2 separate regions of the Homo sapiens genome follow, and region 2 is linked to region 1. A link is a loop called in an ENCODE intact Hi-C map of the cell type or tissue named here. Cell type or tissue: endothelial cell of umbilical vein. All regions are shown on one strand. Each heading gives the region's core, and the rest is flanking DNA. Links, peaks and the distances in the headings are about the cores only.

Region 1 (10,620 bases), core at 3,123-5,622:
AAAATCTCCTTAAGCTGATAAGCAACTTCAGCAAAGTCTCAGGATACAAAATCAATGTGCAAAAATCACAAGCATTCTTATACACCAATAACAGACAAACAGAGAGCCAAATCATGAGTGAAATCCCATTCACAACTGCTTCAAAGAGAATAAAATACCTAGGAATCCAACTTACAAGGGATGTGAAGGACCTCTTCAAGGAGAACTACAAACCACTACTCAACAAAATAAAAGAGGACAAAAACAAATGGAAGAACATTCCATGCTCATGGATAGGAAGAATCAATATCGTGAAAATGGGTATACTGCCCAAGGTAATTTATAGATTCAAAGTCATCCCCATCAAGCTACCAATGACTTTCTTCACAGAATTGGAAAAAACTACTTTAAAGTTCATATGGAACTAAAAAAGAGCCCACATTGCAAAGTCAATCCTAAGCCAAAAGACAAAGCTGGAGGCATCATGCTACCTGACTTCAAACTATACTACAAGGCTACAGTAATCAAAACAGCATGGTAGTGCTACCAAAACAGAGATATAAACCAATGGAACAGAACAGAGCCCTCAGAAATAATACTACACATCTACAATCATCTGATCTTTGATAAACCTGACAAAAACAAGAAAAGGGGAAAGGATTCCCTATTTAATAAATGGTGCTGGGAAAACTGGCTAGCCATATGTAGAAAGCTGAAACTGGATCCCTTCTTTACACCTTATACAAAAATTAATTGAAGATGGATTAAAGACTTAAATGTTAGACCTAAAACCATAAAAACCCTAGAAGAAAACCTAGACATACCCTTCAGGATATAGGCATGGGCAAGGACTTCATGTCTAAAACACCAAAAGTAATGGCAACAAAAGCCAAAATTGACAAATGGGATCTAATTAAACTAAAGAGCTTCTGCACAGCAAAAGAAACTACCATCAGAGTGAACAGGCAACCTACAGAATGGGAGAAAATTTTTGCAATCTTCTCATCTGACAAAGGGCTAATATCCAGAATCTACAAAGAACTACAACAAATTTACAAGAAAAAAACAAACAACCCCATCAAAAAGTGGGCAAAGGATATGAACAGACACTTCTCAAAAGAACATATTGATGCAGCCAACAGACACATGAAAAAATGCTCATCATCACTGGCTATCAGAGAAATGCAAATCAAAACCAGGATGAGATACCATCTCACACCAGTTAGAATGGCGATCATTAAAAAGTCAGGAAACAACAGGTACTGGAGAGGATGTGGAGAAACAGGAACACTTTTACACTGTTGGTGGGACTGTAAACTAGTTCAACCATTGTGGAAGACAGTGTGGTGATTCCTCAAGGATCTAGAATTAAAAATACTATTTGACCCAGCAATCCCATTACTGGGTATATACCCAAAGGATTATAAATCATGCTGCTATAAAGACACATGCACATGTATGTTTTTGTGGCACTATTCACAGTAGCAAAGACTTGGAACCAACCCAAATGTTCATCAGTGATAGACTGGATTAAGAAAATGTGGCACATATACACCATTGAATACAATGGAGTCATAAAAAAGGGTGAGTTCATGTCCTTTGTAGGGACATGGATGAAGCTGGAAACCATCATTCTCAGCAAACTATTGCAAGGACAAAATCCAAACACCGCATGTTCTCACTCATGGATGGGAATTGAACAATGAGAACACTGGGACACAGGAAGGGGAACATCACACACTGGGGCCTGTTGTGGGTTGTGGGGAGGGGGAGGGATTTCATTAGGAGATATACCTAATGTAAATGACGAGTTAATGGGTGTAGCACGCCAACATGGCACATGTATACATATGTAACAAACCTGCACATTGTGCACATGTACCCTAGAACTTAAAGTATAATAATAAAAGATTTTATAATATTTCTCAATTTTCCATTTTTAAAGTTTGAATTTTAATATACCAAATATTCTCAATGTGGATCTCACGTACATTTTATTTTGAGGTTGACAGAATCAACCAATCAGTGGATACATACAGTCATGGGTTGGCACTGTGATGAAAACCAGGGATTCAAAGTAGAAGATGCAGCCTTTCCCAGTGAAATGATGAGACAGGTGTGTGTTCATACACACCCCTAACAAAACAAAGTCACACACAGTAAATGCCAAATGATTAATGCAGTTACTAAATAACTTGGTGTAGTAGAAAGTGATCACTTGATGGAGAGGATTTAGACAGATAGAAAGGAAGTGTAAGAACAATGTAGGGCCCGGCACAGTGGGTCCAACCTGTAATCCCAGCACTTTGGGGGGCCGAGGCAGGTCAGGAGTTCAAGACTAGCCTGGCCAACATGCTGAAACCCTGTTTCTACTAAAAATACAAAAAATTAGCTGGGTGTGGTGGCAAGTGCCTTTAATCCCAGCTACTCAGGAGGCTGAGGCAGAAGAATCACTTGAACCCAGGAACTGGAGGTTGCAATGGGCCGAGATTGTGCCACTGCACTCCAACCCCGGGTGACAGTGTGAGACTACGTCTCAAAAAAAAAAAAAAAAAAAAAGAACAATGTAAACATAGATTGAGAAGGCAACTGACACCAAGATGTCTATAGGGAATTGACTAGGAATCTAGAAGAGTGATTCATTCATTAATCCATTGTTCACTGAGTTGTTGGATGTCTAGTCTTTACCAGGCACTGTCTTTGATTTTAGGGACACGAGGTTAAATATGATATAGTCCTTCCAAGGACATGTCAGAATATAAGAGGTGGATGAAGCCATGGGTTTAGGTAGATCATAAAACTATAAAATTTGCTAATTTATTTAATCCACTCTCACCCAATGCAGAAATCCTCTATGATAGATTCTTAAAAGCAGTAATCAACGTCTGTTTGAATACTTTTATTGACATTCAGTCATTCAAAAAGCATTTAGAGATTACCTCACAAATGCAAGCATTGTAGAAGATACTGGAGATATAAAGATAAATAAAACATCTGTCTTCCAAGTATATTCAGTTTTCAGAAGCTCACTAACTTACAAGACACTTTTCCATTTTTGGATGACATTAACTGTTAGAAAGATTGCTTTACTTACATAATCATAGCAATGTAAATGCCAAATACAGACTTAGCAAAAATAAGTGATAAAAATATATTAGGAGGTAGAGCAAAGGAGAATCCTCACATTTTATAATAAGAAATACATACATATAATGCTTAAAACTGAAGAATCAAGAAATAGCAGTATATTATTAGACATATGAGCAGATGAAATGCTAGAAGAGTTGAAAGTGGTTGCTTCTGGGAAATGAAAATTGGAAAGTGACATACAGTGAGTAGGGACTGTTATTTTTTTGTTTAAGCCTTATGTAACTTGATGAGTTTAAAACTCTATAAGTATCATCTTTTGATTAAAAGTTTCTTTAAAATGAAATAAAATAAATTGGAAGCACAGAGAGAAGCAGAGATGGGAAATGGAGATCAAAGACTTCTAGGATACTTACCATGCTTGGCCTTGCTGTTGGTCCTTTTCTGAGGATTGGGTTCTCAGAGTGCCAAGCTACCCATCCAATATCCTCTTTCTGCTCAGTTGAAACCAAATGAGTTTCCATTATTTACAAGCAGAAGCATTCTAATATATAAATACTCTAATAGTGTCAGATGACTAAAGGGAAAACAAATAGCGTAATAACTGAGAAGATAAATTTTTTTTCCAAAATTTGCTTTTAAAAAATAGGCACTCACCCTTCAAAACCCTAAGTGGCACTCCAAATCCTGATGTTTGTCAGTAGATTACTAAAGCCGTTATAGAACAGAGGTTGGCAAACTTTTTCTGTGAAGGGGTACGCAGTAAATATTTTAGGCTTTGTGGGCCATATAGCCGCTATTCAACTCTGCCATTGTAGCAGGAAAGCAAACTAGACAGTGCGGATGAGTGTGACTGCACTGCAACAAGATTTTATCTATAAAACAAGTGGTAGGCTGGATTTGGTCTTTGGCCATAGTTTATTGATCCATTTTAGAGCTAGGGCCACTGCATACAGTTGAACCATTTGTGCCTCAAAGTGAGTAACCAAGGGGATAAATGGGGACAGAAATGCAGCCACACTTCCCTTGCTATGCTTTGCTCCAAAGTGTGACACTCTGCCTGCCCAGAGAAGAGGGAACCTTTCTCAACTCGTCTGCCCAATGGAGATGCTTTTTTCTTATCACACAATGGCTCCATGGCTAGGTGCTGCTCTGCTTAGAACCTCAGAGAAAAAGCAAAGATTAAAGTGCTTACAGGTCATTAATAACATCCCACACGAGACTTGTATTCTCCAGGCAAAATATCCCCAGACATCTATCCATTCTTTCCATGCCCTACTGTTGAGTCACTTTATTTTCCTGGTTGTTCCCTTGGGAATAGGCTCCAGTGTCCCAAAACTATACACAGTACTCCAGGAATGGTCAAAAGGTTGCAGAACAGATCTATTATTAGTAAGGTAGCTGTAGAATCACAATAGTTTTTGAGCAGTGAACACTTGCAAAATGGAAGGTCCCTTTATCCTTTAAACATCACTGCTATTAAGATATAGATCTTATAGTTTTAGGTTGGTGCAAAAGTAATTGTGGTTTTTGCCATAAAGTAGTTGGTTTTGTTTGTTTGTTTTACTTTTTTTTTCTTTAGGTAATTTTCCATCCAGTTAGTAGGGTTTTTTTGTTTTTGTTTTTGCTTTTGTTTCTGTTGTTATTGTTGTTTTCTTTTTTTAAGAGACAGAGTCTCACTTTGTTGCCCAGGCTGGAGTGCAGTGGTGTGATCACAGCTCACTGTAACCTAGAACTCATGGGCTTAAGTGATCCTTCTCAGCCTCCTGAAAAGCTGAGACTATGAGAGCACGCCATCACACCCAGCTTCTAAGATATAGTTCTTTTATGGTACACTTCCACAGTTGTTTCTGGACCCTACTTATAGATTTTATACTTGTTTCTGTGAAATTACATTTTGTAGAATTGGTTCATTATTTCAGGTAGTTTAGAAGGAGATATTAGCTCTCCCTTATCGCTCCATGGGAACTCTAAATCTGATAAACCTAACGGGCATGGTGGCTCATGCCTGTAATCCCAACGTGTTGGGAGGTCAAAGCAGGTGTATCGCTTGTGCCCAGGAGTTCAAAAGCAGCTTGGGCAATATGATGAAACCCTGTCTTTACAAAACATATAAAAATTAGGTGGGTGTGATGGCACACACCAGCTACTGGGGAGGCTGAAATGGGAGGATTGCTTGAGCCTGGGAGGTCAAGGCTGCAGTGAGCCATGATCATGCTGCTGCACTCCAGCCTGGGTAACAGAGAGAGACCATGTCTCTAAATAAATAAACCAATAAGCCTGTCAACTGTCATCCAAATTACTGATTAAAATGTCAAAAAATAGTAGAAACCATAGGAGGGGTAAGAGATCATGAAAAGGTAATGCAAATAAGTGTAGGTCAAGATATATAAAATCAAATGCTTACTCTCACTAATAATAGAATAAATGCAACTAAACTAATAATTAATAACGACAGGAAAAAATGCTTAAAATATATAAAACACCTAGAGCTGGAAAGGTTGGGGTGAGACATATATTGCTGGAAGTATTGTAACTCAGTGTAATCTGCTTAAAAATCAACATGGCAATATGTATTGAGAAGTTTCAAATTTCTTCTTACTTCTCAACCCAGGGAATCTATCTTAGAGACATAGTGAAAAGAAGAAAAATAAAAGTTCAAAAGGCACATTATTATAATCCATATTTATATGAATAAATTATTTATAATCTATAAAAGCTGAAAACAATGTCCTAATATCCTCAATGTCTCACAAATATTGTATTTGAGCAGGCTGATAGGAAAAATATGATATTATGATGAACAGCCAGAATTAAAAGCATCGATTATATAAGTGAAAAAACTATATGACAATATAAAATTGACAAAAGCAAGAAAAGAAGTAAAGAAATATAAAAATAGGTATTTGAATATTGATACTCCAAGTGTATTTTTGTTTTAATTTTTATTAATGTTACTATAATGTTGTCTTCATAAGAAATGCATTTTATATTAAAATTTACTACCATATAAAATATATTGTGCTATCTGATTATTTTGAAAAATCTTTATGAGAGGAAAATGCAAAAAAAGCTGGGAAAATGATTTGGGAGAGGATCCTTGATCCTTTTCATTTATATAGAAAAGAAAAGATTCGTTAAAATACAGCTTAGTTACTCGACAAAGAGTGGGAGATGGCTGATGAGACAGTAGAAATGTATTCCTGGGCACAATTTGGGGAAAATAATTCCAGTAAATCTAGATACAAATCTTTGAAAATAAGAGTTAAGTAAGTTACATCAAAATATCGTGTAAGTGACAGAACCCTTTGGTCTCTTTGGTCTTTCCTTCTCCAACATATTTTCCATATTATTCATGTATTTATTGCTTGAGGCAATGATTATTTATTATGTTTCACCTGAATGTGGAAGAATTTCTCAAGAAAGTAATTTCCACATATTTTGAAATCTAAAACAGTTCTGGGAAATCTCTAACACTGGCAGTCAGTGGGGTCACGGTAGGGTCAGGCACATCCTTGAAGGGGTGAAGTGCGTGTCACAATCTCCTGGTGGTCTGTATCAGTATGAGTAGAGCTGTAAGTAACAGCTGACATCAGGACATATGAGGACATTTACTGATTCATTAACTAGATGTCTGAGCTGGACAGTCTCAGGGTTGATTTGAGGTTTAACAACGTTGCTGATCGTGATCTCTCATTCTCAAGTCCAAAACAGGAAAGAACAGGTAGTGTGTCATACCCCTCAGATGTTGATTGGAGTTGGAGAAAATGTTGATTGTAATGGTGAGATAGTAAAGATAAGCCTCTTAACAAAGTCTACTGTGGCCCTCTCTCTTTGTCTATGGCCAGTAAAAAGCTCCTCTAAAAGAGGAAGTAAGTTTGGCTAAGTAGGAGCAAGTTCTTGTATGGGGTAGGGTTTGAGAGGAGTAACTGCTTTTTCTTTTTTGGTAGGAGAAGTTCACCATTGACTAACAGGCATATACTCAATGCCTGACCCAGCATAAACCTGAGCTTATACCTAAGGTTGTTTGGTAGCTCTTACGGAGGACCACAAACTGGGATCTAAACTAACTTCCCTCTTTCTTTCTTTTCCCCAATCATACCAAATGTAATTCCCTGAGAATTCCCTACAAATTGTGTGCCCAGGCCGGGATGTGGTAGCTGCTGCCTGAAGGACGCCAGTGCTGTGGGAGCCCTTGCCCCAGCTGGGAGGTGTTTTGTGTTCACTTGGGCTGCCACATCCCCCACTGGACACGTCTATGAGGGACCCCTGGTCACAGACCCTGGGCCACTACATCAGCTCCATAGGCTTGGTTTCCCAGCTGGTTGAGAACCACTAAGCTTTACTTTCTATGTCTTCTCATCTTTTAAAAATATTTATTTTATACCTCTTTTGTTCAAAGAATTTAAGAGCTTGATGATATCTTAATAGATAATCTAGTTTGTTCATGTCAATCAGGACTTAAATTAGAAGAAGATAAACATGGAAAGGGTGAAGTTTTATAGACAGCCAAACAAGATTCTGTAATGTTCAACATTAAAATACTTGTTTCAAAACAATTGTAGAATGCTTTTACTATGAGCAAGGAGAAACAGGGCTGAAAAGAGTGCTGGTCTTTTTATATATATATATACTTTAAGTTCTAGGGTACACGTGCACAACGTGTGGATTTGTTACATAGGTATACATATGCCATGTTGGTGTGCTGCACCCATCAACTTGACATTTACATTAGGTATTTCTCCTAATGCTATCCCTCCCCCCGACCCCCACCGCACCAACAGGCCCCAGTGTGTGATGTTCCCTGCCCTGTGTCCAAGTGTCCTCATTGTTCAATTCCCACCTATGAGTGAGAACATGCAGTGTTTGGTTTTCTTTGTGATAGTTTGCTGAGAATGATGGTTTCCAGCTTCATCCATGTTCCTGCAAAGGACATGAACTCATCCGTTTTTATGGTTGCATAGTATTCCATGGTGTATATGTGCCACATTTTCTTAATCCACTCTATCATTGATGGACATTTGGGTTGGTTCCAAGTCTTTGCTATTGTGAATAGTGCCCCAATAAACATACGTGTGCATGTGTCTTTATAGTAGCATGATTTATAATCCTTTGGGTATATACCCAGTAATGGGATCGCTAGGTCAAATGGTATTTCTAGTTCTAGATCCCTGAGGAATTGCCACGCTGTCTTCCATAATGGTTGAACTAGTTTACACTCCCACCACCAGTGTAAAAGTGTTCCTATTTCTCCACATCCTTTCCAGCACCTGTTGTTTCCTGACTTTTTAATGATTGCCATTCTAACTGGTGTGAGACGGTATCTCATTGTGGTTTTGATTTGCATTTCTGTGATGACCAGTGATGATGAGCATTTTTCCATATGTCTATTGCCTACATAAATGTCTTCTTTGAGAAGTGTCCGTTCATATCCTTTGCCCACTTTTTGATGGGGTTGTTTGATTTTTTCTTGTAAATTTGTTTAACTTCTTTGTAGTTTCTGGATATTAGCCCTTTGTCAGATGGGTAGGTTGCAAAAATTTTCTCCCATTCTGTAGGTTGCCTGTTCACTCTGATGGTAGTTTCTTGTGCCATGCAGAAGCTCTTTAGTTTAATTAGATCCCATTTGTCAATTTTGGCTTTTGTTGCCATTGCTTTTGGTGTTTTAGTCATGAAGTCCTTGCCCATGCCTATGTCCTGAATGGTATTGCCTAGGTTTTCTTCTAGGGTTTTTATGGTTTTAGGTCTAAATCCATCTTGAATGAATTTTTGTGTAAGGTATAAGGAAAGGATCCAGTTTCAGCTTTCTACATATGGCTAGCCAGTTTTCCCAGCACCATTTATTAAATAGGGAATCCTTTCCCCATTTCTTGCTTTTGTCAGGTTTGTCAAAGATCAGATGGTTGAGATGTGTGGTGGTATTTCTGAGGGCTCTGTTCTGTTCCATTGTCTATATCTCTGTTTTGGTAGCAGTACCATGTTGTTTTGGTTACTGTAGCCTTGTAGTATAGCTTGAAGTCAGGTAGCATGATGCCTCCAGGTTTGTTCTTTTTGCTTAGGATTGTCTTGGCAATGCGGGCTCTTTTTTGGTTCCATATGAAGTTTAAAGTAGTTTTTTCCAATTCTGTGAAGAAAGTCAGTGATAACCTGATGGGGATGGCATTGAATCTATAAACTACCTTGGGCAGAATGGCCATTTTCATGAAATTTATTTTTCCTATCCATGAGCATGGACTGTTCTTCCATTTGTTTTTGTCCTCTTTTATTTTGTTGAGCAGTGGTTTGCAGTTCTCCTTGAAGAGGTCCTTCACATCCCTTGTAAGTTGGATTCCTAGGTATTTCATTCTCTTTTTAGCAATTGTGAATGGGAGTTCACTCATGATTTGGCCTCTGTTTGTCTATTATTGGTGTGTAAGAATGCTTGTGATTTTTGCACATTGATTTTGTATCCTGAGACTTTGCTGAAGTTGCTTATCAGCTTAAGGAGATTTTGGGCTGAGACAATGGGGTTTTCTAAATAAACAATCGTGTCATCTGTAAACAGAGACAATTTGACTTCCTCTTTTCCTGCTTGAATACCCTTTCTTTCTTTCTCTTGCCTGATTGCCCTGGCCAGATCTTCCAACACTATGTTGGATAGGAGTGGTGAGAGAGGGCATCGTTGTCTTATGCTGGTTTTCAAAGGGAATGATTCCAGTTTTTGCCCATTCAGTATGATATTGGCTATGGGTTTGTCATAAATAGCTCTTCTTATTTTGAGATACATTCCATCAATATCTAGTTTACTGAGAGTTTTTAGCATGAAGGGCTGTTGAATTTTGTTGAAGGCCTTTTCTGCATCTGTTGAGATAATCATGTGGTTTTTGTCATTGGTTCTGTTTATGTTAATTATTATGTTTATTGATTTGTGTATGTTGAACCAGCCTTGCATCCCAGGGTTGAAGCTGACTTATCATAGTAGATAAGCCTTTTGATGTGCTGCTGGATTCGGTTTGCCAGTATTTTATTGAGGATATTCACATTGATGTTCATCAGAGATATTTGCCTAAAATTCTCTTTTTTATTGTGTCTCTGCCAGACTTTGGTATCAGGATGATGCTGGCCTCATAAAATGAGTTACGGAGGATTCCCTCTTTTTCTATTGATTGGAATAGTTTCAGAAAGAATGGTACCAGCCCCCTTTTTTTTAACTTTTTATTAGTATTATTATACTTTAAGTTCTAGGGTACATGTGCACAACCTGCAGGTTTGTTACATATTTATACATGTGCCATGTTGGTGTGCTGCACCCAGTAACTCGTCATTTACATTAGGTATATCTCCTAATGCTTTCCCTCCCCCCTGCCCCCACATCACGACAGGCCCCATTGTGTGATGTTCCCCTTCCTGTCTCCAAGTGTTCTCATTGTTCAATTCCCACCTATGAGTGAGAACATGTGGTGTTTGGTTTTTTGTTCTTGCGATAGTTTGCTGAGAATGATGGTTTCCAGCTTCAATTATGTCCCTATAAAGGACATAAAATCATCCTTTTTTTGGCTGCATAGCATTCCACGG
Region 2 (10,620 bases), core at 4,734-7,233, 49 kb before region 1:
TGACTCCTCCTTTGTGGGGAGTGGGGGAGAGTGGGGAAAATGTCCAATGGTTCCCAGCCTTTCAAGATGCTCCCCAAGGGGCTAGTTTAGCACACACAGAGTGTTGAAAAGATTGGTATTGTTACAGTAACTAGACAGGCATGAGCAGGGCAGGAGAAGGCTCTCCCCCAACCCACCAGGAATGTCAGGTGTCCCTCAGGTGATGGTTCGGCAGTTACCACACTGCTTCCCTAAAAATGATAATTTGGCAGCTGTTGCCAAAGGGCTGGTTTATGCTCTGCGTCACAAGGAGTGAAGAAAATGAAATAGTCCAGATTCCTGGGGCAGGTGTTGCTGGCATGGCTCTGAGAGATTGGGATAATGCGCATAACTGAGGCTTCTCCCTTAGGAAAGAAGGGAAAGAAAGGAAACTGTGAAAGAAGCCTTTCACAGTGCTGATTGAGAGGCCAGTTTCGATCTTGCCTCACACAGATCACTGATGGAACAGACACAGTCAAACACCAGAGGGAGCAAGAGATATGGGCTCCTGAAAGAAAAACGCTGAATACCTAGAGCAGCTAGGAATGAGGGCCCTGAATCTCTAGCTGAGTTGATTGATGAAGGCCTTTCCTAATCAAAGCCAGTCTGTAAAGACTGTGAAAAGGGACTGTTTTTTCAGGTGTACAAACACCAATGCAAAGCTACAAGGACATGAAGAATCAGGAAAATGTAACACAATTAATAGAACGAAAGAAATCTCCAGTAACTGATCATAAAGAAATGTAAATTTATGAACTGCCGGACAAAGGATTCAAATAATCGTCTTAAAGAAGCACAGCAAATTGCAAGAGAACACAGATAGACAACTACAAGAAATCAGGAAAATGATACATGAACAAACTAAGAATATCAACAGAAACAGAAATTATGAAGAACCAAACAGAAATTCTGAAGCTGAATATAATAACTGATCTTAAAAATTCACTAAGGGGCTTCAATAGTGGACTTGATCAAGCAGAAAAAAATAATCAGGAAACTAGAAGACAGGTCATTTAAAATTATCCAGCCAGGAGAGCAAAATGAAAAAGAATGGAAACAGTGAATAAAGCCTAAGGGAATTATGGGACACTATAAAGTGAAACAGTTTATGCATTACGGGAATCCCAGAAGGAGAAGAGTGAAAAAAAAAAGAAAGCCTATTTAAAGAAATAATGGCTGAAAACTTCCAAGATCTGGGGAGATAAATAGCCAGATTCATGAAGCTTAAAAAAATCCCAAATTGGATGAACCCTATATACAGAGACATATTATAATCCAATTATCAAAAGCTGAGACAAAGAAAAATTAAAAAACAAGAGAAAAGTGACTCATCATTTACGAGAAGCCCCCATAAGACTGTCAGTGGATTTCTCAGCAGAAACCTTGTGGGTCAGAAGGGAGTGAGGTAATCTATTCAAAGGGCTGAGTGGGGGTAGTGGGGGAAAAACACCCTGCTAGCCAAAAATACATTACCTGTCAAAACTGTCCTTCAGAAATGAGGGAGAAATAAAAAATGTTCCAGACAAACAAAAAATGGAGAAATTCCATTACCACTAGACCTGTCTTACAAGAAATACTAAGTGGAGTTCTTCAAGTTGAAATGAAAGGACACTAAACAGCAATATGAAAGCACACGAAAGTATAAAACTTAGTAGTAAAAGTAAATACATTGACCAACACAGAAAACTGTGGTAATGTAATGTTGGTGGATACATTTAGCTCTAGTATAAAAGTTAAATGAAAAAAGTTTAAAAAATAACTATAAATATGAAAATTTATGGATAGATATACAATATTAAAAGAAGATAGAAGCTGGGTATAGTGGCTCACACCTATAATTCTAACACTTTGGGAGGCTGAAGATTGCTTGAGCCCAGGAGCTGGAGACCAGCCTGGGAAACATGGCAAGACTTTGTCTCTACAAAAGAAACAAAAAAATTAGCTGGGTGTGGTGGCACAGGCCTGTAGTCCCAGCTACTTGGGAGGCTGAAGCAAGATGATCACTTAAGCCCAGGAGGTTGAGGCTGCAGTGAGCCATGTTCAACCTAGGTGACAGAGCAAGATCATGTATCAAAAAAAAAAAAAAAAAAAGATTTAAAGTGTGACATCAATAATATAAAGTGTGTGTGTGAGAGATATAGAGTTTCTGTATACAGTGGAAGACAAGTTATCAGTTTAAAATAGACTACTGTGTTTCATGCAATCAAGGTAACCACAAGGAAAATTCCCATAGTAGACATACACACACAAAAAAGAGAAAGGAATCAATGCAAATCACTATAAAAAGTCAATAAATCACAAAGGTAAACAGAAAAAAGGGAAAGAGAAACAAAAGAAATACAAAACAGAAAGCAATGACAGTAGTAAATCCTTACTTATAAATAACTACTTTAAATATAAATGAATTAAACTCCTAATCAAAAGACATAGAGTGGCTGAGTAGATGAAACAACAAGATCTAACAATGTGCTGTCTACAAGGGACTCACTTTAGAATCAAAGGCACACATAAGCTGAAGGTGAAGAGATGGAAAAAGACATTCCATGCAAACGTAACCAAAAGATAGCAGGCTGGCTATACTTATATCACACAAAATAGACCTTAAGAACTATCACAAGTGACAAAAAAGGTCACTATATAATGATAAAAGGGACAATTCATCAGGAAGATATAACAATTATAAATGTATATGCACTTAACATAAGTGCACCTAAATATATAAAGCATACATTGACAGGTTTGAAAGGAGACATAGCAATACAATAGTAGTGGAGGACTTCAATACCTCACTTTCAACAATAGAACATTCAGACAGAAAATAAATAAGAAAACAGTGCTGCACTGAAACAATACCATGGACCAGATGGATCTTACAGACATACATAGAACATTCTATCCAATAGCAGCAGAACACATTCTTCTCAAGTGTACATAGAACATTCTGCAGGACAGATCACATGTTTGGTTACAAAACAAGTTTCAACAAACTTAAGAAGACTAAAGTCATACCAGGTATCTTTTCTAACCACAATGCAATGAAACTAGAAATCAACAACGTAAGAAGAAATGGAAAATTCTCAAATATGTGATTGTCCCTGGATAACTCCTATTCATCCTACAATGCTCAGTTTAGGAGATGCCCCTTTTGGTTATCTTTCTTCATCCTCCCATGCCCATCTTACCAGTTCTCATAGCTCTTCCTTTCTGTGGAGGGAGCACTTGATAACCTGCACAGCCCTTGATCACAATGCTTATTAAACTATACTGTAATTCAGTTTGCTTAGAATATAAAATCTTTGAGGGCAGGAACTGAGATGATCACTTTTGTATTTGGAGTACCTAGCAAGTGCCAGGTGCTAGAGTTCAATGAATGTTTGCCAAACAAAGGAATCATTCTCAATGTTAAATCCCACATTCCTATTTAATAAGAACTCCAGGTTCATCTTATTTCATTTTTAAATTCTCTCATTATTCCAAACTCAAAATTAATGTTTATGGGGGCCTGAAAGTTCATTTAAACTCGTAAATCAGGCTAGTGTTGGGCCTCAGGTGAAGTAGAGTGTCCCTCTAAAAGCATTCAAATTTTAGAAGTTTTGTTTTTTTATTTTTACTTATGATAAAAATATATAAAATTTATCATCTTAAGTGTACAGTTCAGTAGTATAAAGTATATTCCCATTCTTGTGCAATAGATCTCTAGAACTTTTTCATTTCACAAAACTGAAACTTTATACATGTTAAACAACAATTCCCTATGTTCCCCCTCTTACCAGCCCCTGCCAACCAACATTCTACTTTCTGTATCCATGCATTTGGCTACTTTAGATAACTCATATGTGTGGAATCATACAGTATTTGTCTTTTTATGACTGTCTTAATTCGCTTAGTATAATGTCTTCCAAGTGCATCCATGGTGTAGCACGTGACAGGATTTCCTTCTTTTAAAAGGTGAAATACTATTTCATTTTCTGTATATAACACATTTTGTTAGTCCATTTATCTGTGGATGGACATTCAAGTTGCCTCCACCTCTAGGCTATTGTGAATAATACTGCAAGGAACATGGCCATCCAAGTATCTTTTTGAGATCCTGCTTTGAATTCTTTCGGAAAAATGTGTTTTTTCAAAAACCCATTGCTGGCCAAATAAAATATAGCTTCTAGCCAGAGGCAGACTGTAAGATGCCAATTTACAATTCCTGTTATTTTTAATGTATTTTGTATAATGGGGACAATAGAAAGGCAGTGATAGCCCTGACAAAGAACAGAAAGCTCTGAGTCCAGTAGGATGAGAAGGAGTTATCCAAATGAAGATGTCTAAGGGCAGTTGATACCAGACAAAGTGAGCAGTATTAAGAAGAAAGTATGGGAGCAGACAAATGACTGGAGATGTCTGAATCTCGGCTGAAAGTGATGACAGTGATGAGAGGCAGGATGGTGGTGTTAGTAGTTTGCAAGGTGAATATCATTGAAATTAAATGTCTTTGAGAGTATCATCACTCATATTCCAGGGTCAAAGGAGTCTTTAGGTGGGCAAAGGTGCTAAGCCAGGCATCAAAGCTCCAAAAGAGCAGAGCAGAGCAGAGAGAACAGACACCAACGACAGCAGCAAGCAATTGTGGATGAAATTATCAACTAAGGGAGTTTCACATGGGCATGAGGCGATAATCAAGATTTGACAATAGGGAGAAAGGTTAACACGGTCTTTGGGAGGAAGTGCTCTGAAAGAAACTTCGCTGGGCAAAGCAGAGCTCTGGCAAATTGAGCTTCACCCAATCTTGTCCTGCAGAGAAGCCAAGTCTCCACTGAATACAAAGAGACACACCCTTCTGCCTGGACGGTATCAGTAGGTAGGAGAAAGGATCATGAGGGAGAAAGGATGGGGTCAGAAATGTATGATATGGGAGTGTTTTGGTGGCGAGTTGTGGGGTGGAACCTCTTGTGGTATCCCTCGGTGGTGAGATGGACCTCCCACACAAAATTTGGTTTAGATGTCAAGACTCATGATGCCACACATACACAAAGAGGGGATGGAAGGTTTATTGCACATGTAATGAGGTTTTCTAGAGGGAACAGGGCAGGCTCCCAAGCAGATCTGAAAATGCCTTGAAAGAGCAGGGAGGGGAAACCTCCCTGCTTGGGGTTTTATAATAGTTAGGGAGTGAGGCTGGGTTGCTGGTTTCCTCATGCTGGCCAACGTTTGTATGGTTTGAATTTCCCATCGGTGCCAAAGGAGCACCAAGGCTTTTTTTCTTTTTTCTTTTTTTAAATTTTTTTTTTTATCAGCTTGCTTGGATGTGGGGCACAAAAGGAAGGAGGCGTGGCAGGGCTTGACAGCTGTCAGCTGTTAAACATCAACAATGGAGTCAGACTCCTTATTATTGAGTACTAGAGAGCACTGGTGAGCCTGAACCTCAAGATAATTAAAACCACAGGGCTGCCCATAGGACATGCACTTAATTCCTTAGAGGAAGTCGGTAACCAGTGACTGTAGAGGCCAAGACTCTATAGCCTATGTGAAATTTTGGGACTTTTGTAATTTTCCATGTTTCTCATTTGTATTATTTTCTATTTTCTGTTGGGGTTATTACAAAAATTCACATAACAAAAAGGGCCAATAATCTTGTCATCTGGGATCGTGTGTGTACACATATGCACATGTATGCATTTATAGTGTGTTTGTATGCTGGATATAGCTGATTGGCACTCAGCCATTTCCAGCTCTTTTTTTGAATGCTGGAAACCACGTTTCCCTGACTCCTTTGGATGAATTTATTAAATACGCTTTGTTTTACATGTAGAAAGCAGAAGTGAAACAGAAGCCACCTTCCTTCTATTGTCTGTTTTTCTGTGTGTGAACAAGATCTTGGACCATCTCCAAGATCTCACGTTTTTCTGAAGTGGTGTTCTAGTGTTCAGACATTAGCTTCATAGATGGTTATAGGCAGTTGTGGTGTGGCAGCAGTAGCTTCTCGATCCTGACTTTCTGATCCTGGGACACAGCTATCCTTGTGGGTTCATGAACTCAAAAGTTCCAGTGTCAGCCTGCTGGCTACTCACCATCCTGATTGCTGCAGAGCAAGTAGCTTGCCTGGATAGTCAGTTCTGCATTGTTCTAGGAGTTATTCCTGGGGGCCCAACCTTGAGCCTGCTCCTCCAGCCATTCTAGTTCATATGTAAACACCCAATTTCCTTTATTAAATTCCTTTGTGCTTAATACAAATAGATAGGTTTCTATATTTTGCCCTGAACCTTTATTATCATTGTATGTTTGTGTTAGTAGAGGGGACTGGTATGGGGGCAATGAAAATGGGGGGATGATGCTCAGCTCTAAACCTTTCTATGACATAGGGGGGTATAGGGACCCTACAGGTGAGAGAATGGTGGCCTCAATGGAAAGATTAGCTGGGACCTGAGAAGATCTTCTGGATCAGAGGGGGAATGCAAGGAAAAGGCGTTTGGGGTTCCCAGAAATCCTCCCTCTGACTCTACTGAACTTGGGGCTACAAAGAAAGTAGGTCTTAGGTGAATTTCTTGAATCAGTAGTTAATTGTGTTTAGTATCTTATTTATTGTTTTGCGTATGCATTGTTTTCATTCTAAATTTCTAGAAGCTTATTCTCCTAAGTAGTTTTTATACTCTCAGTGTAATCATAGTACACTTAGAAAACCCCAATTTCTTTTTCTTTCCTTTTTTCATCCATAGGTGAGAGGTAACTTGAGTATGGTCTCCATTGAAACTCATACGCCTATCCCTAAATTTAGTAGAAAAAGAAAGAAACTTACTTAGGGCAAACATGGTGACAATTTCCAAGATGATTAAAGTAACACTGAGGCCTTAATGTATCATACAGTGCTGGCAGGGGAAGTAATTCTTTCATTCAATTCAACAAGTACTTGTGAGGTGTATTAAGCTTTGTCACTTCCTGGGCCTCCACCCCCTCTCCCTCTTCTCCAGCTTAGCCACTCACTTTCATGACACACCTTGGAACCTGTCATCACCTGGAACTGTACCACCTCTGCAGTCTTTACCTCTGATGTACCATTATCTGATTATAAACTCCTACTTGGCAGATGGATTTGCCTTCTATTTCAGTGAGGAAGTTGAGGTTTCTAGTTGGGAATTTCCTCAACTTTTTGACTTCAGCCAATGACCTTATTTAAACCCATAACCTGATATCCATAACCACTTCTTTTACTCAGTCTTAAATCAATAATTTAAAAAAGTTTTTATTAACACATAATTCAGATAACATACAATTTCCCCATTTAATGCGTACAATTCACTGGTTTTTAGTATTTTCACAGAGTTGTGCAACCATCACCACAATAAATTTTAAATCATTTTCATCACCACAAAGAGAAATCCCTTGGCCATCCGTCCTCATTCCCCCATTGCTCCTAGCTCTAGGAAACCACAAACCTACTTTCTTTCTCTGTGAATTTCCATATTCTGGACATTAAATATAATGGAATAATACAATATATAATCCTTTGTGACTGTCTTTTTTCACTTAACATAACGTTTTCAAGGTTCATCCACACTGTGTCATGTATCAGTTCTTCATTCCTTTTTGTGGTTGAATAATATTCAAGTGTATGCTTATGCCACATTTTATTTATACATTCATTAGTTGATGGACATTTGGGTTATATCTAACTTTTGCCTATTATTAAGAATGCTACTATGAATATTCACACACAAGGTTTTATGTGGACATATGTTTTTATTTCTCTTGGGTATATACCTAGGAGGGGAATTGCTGAGCTGTATGGTAGCACTATATTTAATTATTTGAAAAATTGCCAGACTGTTTTCCAAAAGATGTACTATGTTACATTTCCATTAGGAGTGCATGAGAGTTCCAATTTCTTTGCATTTTTGCTAACTTGTTATTATCTAACTTTTTGATTAGAACCATCATAATCTGCATGAAATAGCAGCCCATTGTAGGTTTGATTTGCATTTCCCTGAGGCTAATGAAGTTGATCATTTTTTTCATGTGCATATTGGCCATTTATATATCTTTTTTGGAAAAATGTCTATTCAGGTTCTTTGCTTTTTTGAAAATTATTTGTCTTTTTATTGTTAAGTTGTAAGGGTTCTTTATATATTCCACACACAAGTCCTTCATCAGATATATGATTTGCAGAAATTTTCTCCCATCCTATGGGTTGCCTTTTTAATTTCTTAATTGTGTGTTTTGAAGCAGGAAAGTTTTTTTTTTAAATGCTATGATATCCAATTTACCTATTCTTTTTTGTTGTTGTTGCTTATATGTTGGGTGTCGTAGCTAAGAAATCATTGCCTACTACAAGGTCATGAAGATTTACCTCTGTTTTTCTAAGAAGTTTATAGTTTTAGCTTTTACACTTAGTTATTGGATCCTATTTGAGTTGATTTTTATACAGATGTGAGGTAGGATCTAACTTCTTTTTTTTCAGATTGTGTCAGCACCATTTATGGAAAGACTTTTATTTTCCCATTGAATTGATTTCCCTTGTTGGAAATCAATTCAATGGGAAAAAATTTCCCTTGTTGGAAATCAATTGACAGTAAGTGTGAGTTTACTTATAGATTTTTAATTTCATTCTATTAATCTGTATGTCTTATCTTATGCCAATACCACACTGTCTTGATTACTGTAGATTTTGTAGTAAGTTTTGAAATGGGGAAGCGTGAATCCTCCAACTTTGTTGTTTGTTTTCAAGGTTGTTTTAGCTCTTCTGTTTCTTGCGCTCTCATATAAATTTTAGGATCAGATTATTGGTCCAGAATTTTGATGGGAATTGTGTTGAATTTGTAGATCAGTTTGGGGAGTATTGCCATCTTAACAATATTAAATTTTCCAATCCATGAACATGAGGTGACTTTCCATTTATTTAGGTGTTCTTTAATTTCTTTCAGCAATGTTTTGTATTTTTCAGAGTATAAGTTTAGTACTTCTTTTGTTAAATTCATTCCTAAGTATTTTATTCTTTTTCATGCTATTGTAAACAGATTTTGTTTTCTTAATTTCATTTTTAGTGTATTCATTGCAAATGTATAGAAACACAATTGATTTTTTAAATATATTTTTATTATACTTTAAGTTCTAGGGTACACATGCACAATGTGCAGGTTTGTTACATATGTATACATGTGCCATGTTGGTGTGCTGCACCCATTAACTCATCATTTACATTAGGTATATCTCCTAATGCTATCCCTCCCCCCTCCCCCCACCCAACAACAGGCCTGGTGTGTGGTGTTCCCCTTGCTGTGTCCAGGTGTTCTCATTGTTCAATTCCCACCTGTGAGTGAGAACATGCGGTGTTTGGTTTTCTGTCTTTGCAATAGTTTGCTGAGAATGATGGTTTCCAGCTTCATCCATGTCCCTATAAAGGACATGAACTCATCATGTTTTATGGCTGCATAGTATTCCATGGTATATACATGCCACATTTTCTTAATCCAGTCTATCATGGATGGACATTTGGGTTGGTTCCAAGTCTTTGCCATTGTGAATACTGCTGCAATAAACATACGTGTGCATGTGCCTTTATAGCAGCATGATTTATAATCGTTTGGGTATCTACCCAGTAATGGGATGGCTGAGTCAAACAGTATTTCTAGTTCTAGATCCTTGAGGAATTCCCACAGTGTCTTCCACAATGGTTGAACTAGTTTACAGTCCCACCAACAGTGTAAAAGTGTTCCTATTTCTCCACATCCTCTCCAGCACCTGTTGTTTCCTGACTTTTTAAAGATCACCATTCTAACTGGTGTGAGATGGTATCTCATTGTGGTTTTGATTTGCATTTCTCTGACGGCCAGTGATGATGAGCATTTTTTTTTATTATACTCTAAGTTTTAGGGTACATGTGCACAACATGCAGGTTTGTTCATATGTCTGTTGGCTGCATCAGTGTCTTTCTTTTTTTTTTTTTTTTTTTTGTGGCGGATTCTCGCTGTCTCCCAGGCTAGAGTGCAGTGGCGCAATCTTGGCTCACTGCAGGCTCCGCCCCTCCGGGGTTCACGCCATTCTCCCACCTCAGCCTTCCGAATAGCTGGGACTACAGGCGCCTGCCACCTTGCCTGGCTAATTTTTTGTATTTTTAGTAGAGACGGCGTTTCACTGTATTAGCCAGGATGGTCTCAATCTCCTGACCTTGTGATCTGCCCGCCTCGGCCTCCCAAAGTGCTGGGATTACAGGCGTGTTCAATGTCTTCTTTTGATAAGTGTCTGTTCATATCCTTTGCCCACTTTTTGATGGGGTTGTTTGTTTTTTTCTTGTAAATTTGTTTGAGTTCTTTGTAGATTCTGGATATTAGCCCTTTGTCAGATGGAAAGATTGCAAAAATTTTCTCCCATTCTGTAGGTTGCTTGTTCACGCTGATGGTATTTTCTTTTGCTGTGCAGAAGCTCTTTAGTTTAATTAGATCCCATTTGTCAATTTTGGCTTTTGTTGCCATTGCTTTTGGTGTTTTAGACATGAAGTCCTTGCCCATGCCTATGTCCTGAATGGTATTGCCTAGGTTTTCTTCTAGGGTTTTTATGGTTTTAGGTCTAACATTTAAGCCTTTAATCCATCTTGAATTACTTTTTGTATAAGGTGTCAGG

Evidence for each region. Hi-C counts contacts between places; a loop is a spot of excess contacts. Peaks named below come from ENCODE experiments on the same cell type or tissue, not always from the same donor. Only the 100,000 strongest peaks of a DNase experiment are listed, where the experiment ranks them.
Region 2: it touches region 1 in a loop (6-fold over the local background); 2 of 110 quality-filtered maps call a loop at or near these places.

The regions. Positions count from the first base shown.
Region 1 is chr7:106,675,659-106,686,278 of GRCh38, reverse strand. No RefSeq gene overlaps it. Among named protein-coding and RNA genes, the nearest start is that of CCDC71L, 20 kb to the right of the region's middle. In endothelial cell of umbilical vein, for the core only: no CTCF peak of the experiment used is centred there; a DNase peak (open chromatin) is centred at 4,368; H3K27ac peaks cover 1,507 bases.
Region 2 is chr7:106,726,589-106,737,208 of GRCh38, reverse strand. No RefSeq gene overlaps it. Among named protein-coding and RNA genes, the nearest start is that of LINC02577, 43 kb to the left of the region's middle. RefSeq lists an enhancer at 5,720-5,769. In endothelial cell of umbilical vein, for the core only: no CTCF peak of the experiment used is centred there; DNase peaks (open chromatin) are centred at 5,418 and 5,858; H3K27ac peaks cover 1,396 bases.